Linked DNA regions of Mus musculus: region 2 is linked to region 1. A link is a loop called in an ENCODE intact Hi-C map of the cell type or tissue named here. Cell type or tissue: gastrocnemius. All regions are shown on one strand. Each heading gives the region's core, and the rest is flanking DNA. Links, peaks and the distances in the headings are about the cores only.

What was found. Peaks named below come from ENCODE experiments on the same cell type or tissue, not always from the same donor. Only the 100,000 strongest peaks of a DNase experiment are listed, where the experiment ranks them.
Region 2: it touches region 1 in a loop (3-fold over the local background); 4 of 42 quality-filtered maps call a loop at or near these places.

What each region holds. Positions count from the first base shown.
Region 1 is chr1:60,953,529-60,956,342 of GRCm38, forward strand. No RefSeq gene overlaps it. Among named protein-coding and RNA genes, the nearest start is that of Icos, 23 kb to the right of the region's middle. In gastrocnemius, for the core only: a CTCF peak has its summit at 1,539 (motif pointing left); no DNase peak of the experiment used is centred there; H3K27ac peaks cover 936 bases.
Region 2 is chr1:60,342,019-60,344,832 of GRCm38, forward strand. Cyp20a1 (cytochrome P450, family 20, subfamily a, polypeptide 1) reads left to right here and starts at 1,282. Exons shown (of 13, transcript NM_030013.3): 1 at 1,282-1,439. The coding sequence starts at 1,368. In gastrocnemius, for the core only: a CTCF peak has its summit at 1,321; a DNase peak (open chromatin) is centred at 1,390; H3K4me3 peaks cover 1,980 bases; H3K27ac peaks cover 2,156 bases.

The DNA.
Region 1 (2,814 bases), core at 293-2,792:
ACAGAGACAGAGAGACAGAGAGAGATGAAGGGGGAGAGGGAGGGGGAAGAGGGAGAGGGAGAGGGAGAGGGAGAGGAAGAGGAAGAGGGAATCATAATTTTTTTTTTTTTGTTAGTGAAAGGAAAGAAACCCACAGAGGTTAATCATTTTGTACACTGTTGCTCAGTTCGCCTGGCTCCCGCCTCTCCTTCTTTCCACTGGACTGCCTTACTCAGGATTTCTTCACTGAACAGTTGACTCTAAAGGAAATATTCATGTAGAGTGGTACAAATCATAGCCAGTCTCTGGGAAAGTCTTCTTGGTTCTCATGAAGGAAATTGCGACTTGTTTGCACAGAGCACCTACCTTGCGGATGTCATCCAATACTGTTGCTCGATTAAATTCACCCACAGACCGCTAGAGTGTGGAGGCCCTTAGAAAGGACTGTCTAGACCAGGGATTCCTCACTGGGGCTGCCTAAGATCATCAGGGAACACAGATATTCACATTATAATTCATAAGAGTAAATTCATAAGAGTAACAAAGTTATGAAGTAGGGATGAAATACGTTTATGGTTGGGGCCCACCACAGTATGAGGGTTGTAGGTTGAGAACCATTGCTCCAGACTAAAAGTTCCTAAACGATGAAAGTTTTAGAATTTTCTTCATAGGAAGTGTTCTACAATCTCTATCAGTAAGAAGTGTATCAAATGGGAGTTTTTCTCATGGGTGGTGGGGCTGGAGATGGAATCCAATGCAATCTGTTTCCCCCGGGATATAACTTCCTCAGTTACAGCTCCTGGCTCCTCTCTCAGAGCCTGGCCTTTGACTCTCATCTAACTCCCGAGGACATTTGAGACTTGCCTTTAATGTCTTTAGTAAATTATTAAGAAAAAATATGTTGATGGTGAATATTTGGTAACTTGCCATGCTGAAACTCTTTTTTTACTTTGCCTTAATGTATGTAAATGAAAATAACTTGCCTCTGGAATTTTGAAGGCATATCTTGCCAGTGTGATTTTATTTATTTATTTACTTATTTATCTATTTATTTTTGTGGGAAACATGTTTTTTTTTCTCTCCCTTTTAAAAAGTGTGTGTGTTTTCTTTGTGTATACGCGTCTTGTGTTTGCCCACCATATGCTTGCAGAGACCATAAGAAATCCCAGACTCCCTAGTGATGTAGTGACTAGCAGCTCACAGCTGCCTGAAGGCAACGAACCAAACTGAGGTTCTCTGGAAGAGCAGTGCATGCTCTTAATCGCTGAGCCATCTATCCAGTCTCCCCTTTCTTGTAGAAATTAATTTAAAAAAAAACCTCTATATGTTTCAATCTTTGCTTTTACTGCTTGTCATTATTTGCATTTTAAATAGACACGTGCATGTGTATCTATGCACATGAGTCATGCAGTTCCACTCCCCTCAACACTGGCATGCTAGTGAGCTACAGAGTCCTTTTCAGATCCCATTTCATGTACATAGTTCTGCACAGAAGGGGCTCTGCTTTCACAAAGCCATCACTACCATCAATACCTACCCTGTCCCTATAGGAGAGTGCCCCCTGCTGTTAGCCCTCATTAATACAGTTTTTTTCCATTTTAAATTGTTTCATTAACTGAAATTTTACCAGTTATTTCCTCATTAGTTTAATAATTATTTTTTCTTTAACACATAAAGAAAAAATTTCTGATTTGGAAGCAACATTTTAAGAGCTTAGAAGCTGTCATTTGATTCTTAGCAGAGTGTGCAAAGAATTGCATAAGTCTTTAGATTCACTAGAGGCGTGAGGTAATAGAATATGCATCAAACTTGTAAGGGCAGATACAGATAGGCATGTGCAGAGAGTCACTCTCTGTGTGGGAAGCCCTGAGTAGGACCCCAAGGGAGGCAATTTCAAAGCTTGTTAGGTACAAATATAACTCCAGACAACCAACCCAACATTTCAGAAAGCAAAGTTGGAAGACGGACAGCTCTTGTGCTTCAGACATATTTACGATAATCAAAACAGCATGCTTTGGCAAAACAACAGACAAAAAGATGAACAAAGCAGAAGAGAGATGAAGACACACAACTATAAAGCCAGGCAAAGATGATGTATGAGAAAAACTGAGCCGACCTTGATTGTGGGGATGGCTGTCCAGCTACAATAGCAAAGGCCCGAGAGCAAACAAGAGTCTGGATTTGATGTGGTTCAAGAGATCTCGGAAGGAGAGTGAGGAGAGAAACTACAGAATTATGTGCAGAAAATGCACCTGATAAAGGACTGTTGCCCAAAGTATAACAACAGCCGCTGCCCTCAAAATTCAACAATGAGAAAATATACGACCCAAATAAAAGTTTGGTAAAACCCCTGAGCTAATATTTCACACAGGAGAAACACAAATGGCAGGGCAGCTGCTCAGTATCATGCCACTGAGGAACTGCTCCTAAAAATGGATGCTCGGCCCGTTCAACGTCGAATTCAATGTTCAAAATACAGATTACCCTCAACACCTAGTGCTGGCAAAGATTTGAAACGACAGGGAATGACAGTCATTGCCAGCAGCATTTTAAAACGGTTATTGTCTTGTTGGAATTGAGTTAACTCAACATTGTCTTATTACGTAAGCCACACAGTCATAGTCTTTATTATATACAGCCTCATGAATCAAAAATTCATGTCTCCACAAAGATCCACATACCAATATTTATAGCAGCTTTATTCATAATAGACAGAACTCAAGAGAGAAAAATATCCTCTCATGGGAGGACAGACAATAACAACTATGGTAGATCCAGACACAGGGCCAAAAAGAGAGTGGATGGATGGCCCAGTGGTTAAAGCACTCGCCATGC
Region 2 (2,814 bases), core at 36-2,535, 610 kb before region 1:
CTCTTGCTGTGTGAGGTGGCCCATGCCTAAAATTTTAGCGACTTGTAAACTAAGACAAAATCAAACGTTTGAGGCCAACTTGAGCAATGTAGACAGCTTTGTCCCAAGACAGGAAAAAATGTGATTTCCAATCGACGAAATCTTGAGTGGAAGTATTGTTACAGCTTCAAAAAGATATGGCATGTTTTCAGTGAGGTATGATTCCTTCTTAAGCAGTAGTCATTACAGGAGCTCTAACTGCAATTCCAAATGACATGCCAAACGGTATCAAGAAAATTTGATATTCAAGCTATAAAATCTATAAATTGTTTTAGGATGCTTTCACTAAATGTAGTGCCAATAAGTATCAGGCTTTACCTTATACTAACCCATGTTAAAATTTCTGAGTTGGATAGAACAGAAGGATCTCAAATTACAGTAATGCTCTGACCAAGCAATGTTTGAAAAACATAAGCACACAACATTGCTTTGCCAGTGCTCAGTGCTTCCTAGAACGCCCAATAGTACCCTCCACTGGCTACTCTATATGGTATTATTTTGAATGAATTGATTTTGATTTAATGAGGCAGGAGCTCAGGTAACCTAGGAATTGGTTATGTAGTTGGAAATGACTAAACACTTGATTTTCTTGCCTCCACCTTCTGACGCTGGGATTACAAATGTGTGCCAACCAGCCAGGTTTATGTGGTGCTGGGGACTGAAGCCAGAACTTTGTACTAGAAAAGCAATCTACCTCCCCAGCCTCTGGTTTTCAGTTTTCCATAGAAGAAAATGGAGCTTGCTAAATTCAAGGAATTTATTGCAAATTATCAGTAACAGAAATCCTACCCACTGTCTGCCACCGTGGCCAGAAATCCTACCCAATGTCTGCTACCGTGGCTAACGCCTTTAATTCCAGCACCAGGAAGGCATCTATTAGTCAGAGGCCAGCCTGGTCTACATAGTTCCAATCTAGACAGGGATACATAGTCAGATCCTGTCAAAACACAGAAACCAGCCACGTTCACTGGAGCGCTTTTGAGCAATAAGGAGCATCTAACGGTGCCTAGCTCTTCAGCCATGCATGCAGGTGTCCAGGTGAGACTGGCTTCGGTTGTGAGTCCTACTTAAATGTACTTAAGTCTACTTTGTGCAAGCGGACTGGTGTCGCACGCAGCTTGATTCTAGCCAGGCCAGGGTGGGACCCGGGCCTGGAGGTTTCCTTGTGGCCTGTGAGTCGCCAGCAGACCAAGGGTGACGCCCAGCACGGGCGTGGCGGGGCGACCGCGGCTCCTATTCGCCGACCGCCTGAGGCCACCTCCCTCCCCAGCTGCGGGCGCCACCACGGAGCTCACGGCCGAGGACCGCGCGGGCGGGCGAGAGGAAGCATGCTGGACTTCGCCATCTTCGCCGTGACGTTCCTGCTGGCGCTGGTGGGAGCGGTGCTGTACCTCTACCCGGTAACTCCCAACTCGGGTTTCGGGGGTGCGCCTGCGCCGCGAGGACCTGGGCGGGCGGTCGGCCGGGAGCGCTTGCGGAAGAGCCACGTGGCTCCGCCCCGGCGTGCGTTCCCCGTGCGCATGAGTGCTGTGGTCGCTGAGCTGTGGTCCTGGGCGGGTCCCTCATTCTCCCTGTCCCGGACGGGTTTTGGGAGGTGGCGATCAATTCATTACCTTGGGTGACTTTGGAGACATTGACTTCTTCGAGCCCCAATCCCATTTGCTTCTACATCAGGGGAGAAACTCCTTCCATCTTTTCCTAGCATCCCCCTGCATATGCCCCGGCACCGTTGTTGGAATGGGCGAGCTGAGCTCCCCAACCCAAACTTTGTCCACCTGTCCTTTTCAGAGGGGAACCTCTCAAAACTCCGGAGTTACTGTTAAGGAACTTCCTTAAAGTGTATTGTATAAAGCTGGGCGTTGCATACATCTGTAATCCCAGCCCGGGGTGAGGAGGATGGGGTGGGAGCTCAAAGCTCACCCTGGACTACATCAAACCCTGTCTTTAAAAGAATATGTATGTACAAAGTGTGGTGGATTTATGGAAAAGTGGAAAGGTAGTGAACAGCCCCGGGTAGATGAATGGTGATGGAGATGCCCCTTAGAAGTGTCCTGTTCTGAGTTAGTGGTTGATTAGACTAATATAGAAACCACATACCTGAACTCCTGAGAAACAAAACACTGATATGAAGAAGTTGAGAGCTCAGGCCTTTCAAGAATAAGAGGACTGTGTCCTAGCCAACTGGAGCGAATGTAAAACCAGACCGGGAAGACAGATGGGTGTAAATGGCTGAAAAGCTATTCAAAGGACTTTTAAGTCTGCGTTCTACTGGAGGATTTCAATGGATAAGTGGCTATTTTAGTTTAAAGGAAAACTGGGAATGCTGTGTTGGGCCTGTAATCATAGCACTTGGATGGTGGAGGCAGGAGAGTTCAAGGGTTTCTTCCAAAATGGACCTGAGTTCTAGGCCAGTCTGGATCACATGAGCCCTTGTCTTAAATTTTAAAATTTGTATACTAGAAAAAAAATTAAAAATATATGTGGCAAAAAAATGTCTTCAATTCATTCCTTTTAAAAAATGCAAATCTTGGAATCAAGGGATTTTCAGCTTTAAAGGAGAACTTTAATTTGCAGGCTGGCCGTGTCTAATTCCCAGACACTCTGGGAGCTCTGGTGGGAGGATTGTAAGCTTGAAGCCATCTTGGGCAATGAATGTTGTGAGACCCCACTTCAGAACAATCCTAATATTATTAGTAAAGTTTTCTGATAGTCGTCCCGCTACTGTGTTAAGAACGGACTGTAATTATGGGGCTGAGGCAAGGGTGGGGTTAGAGA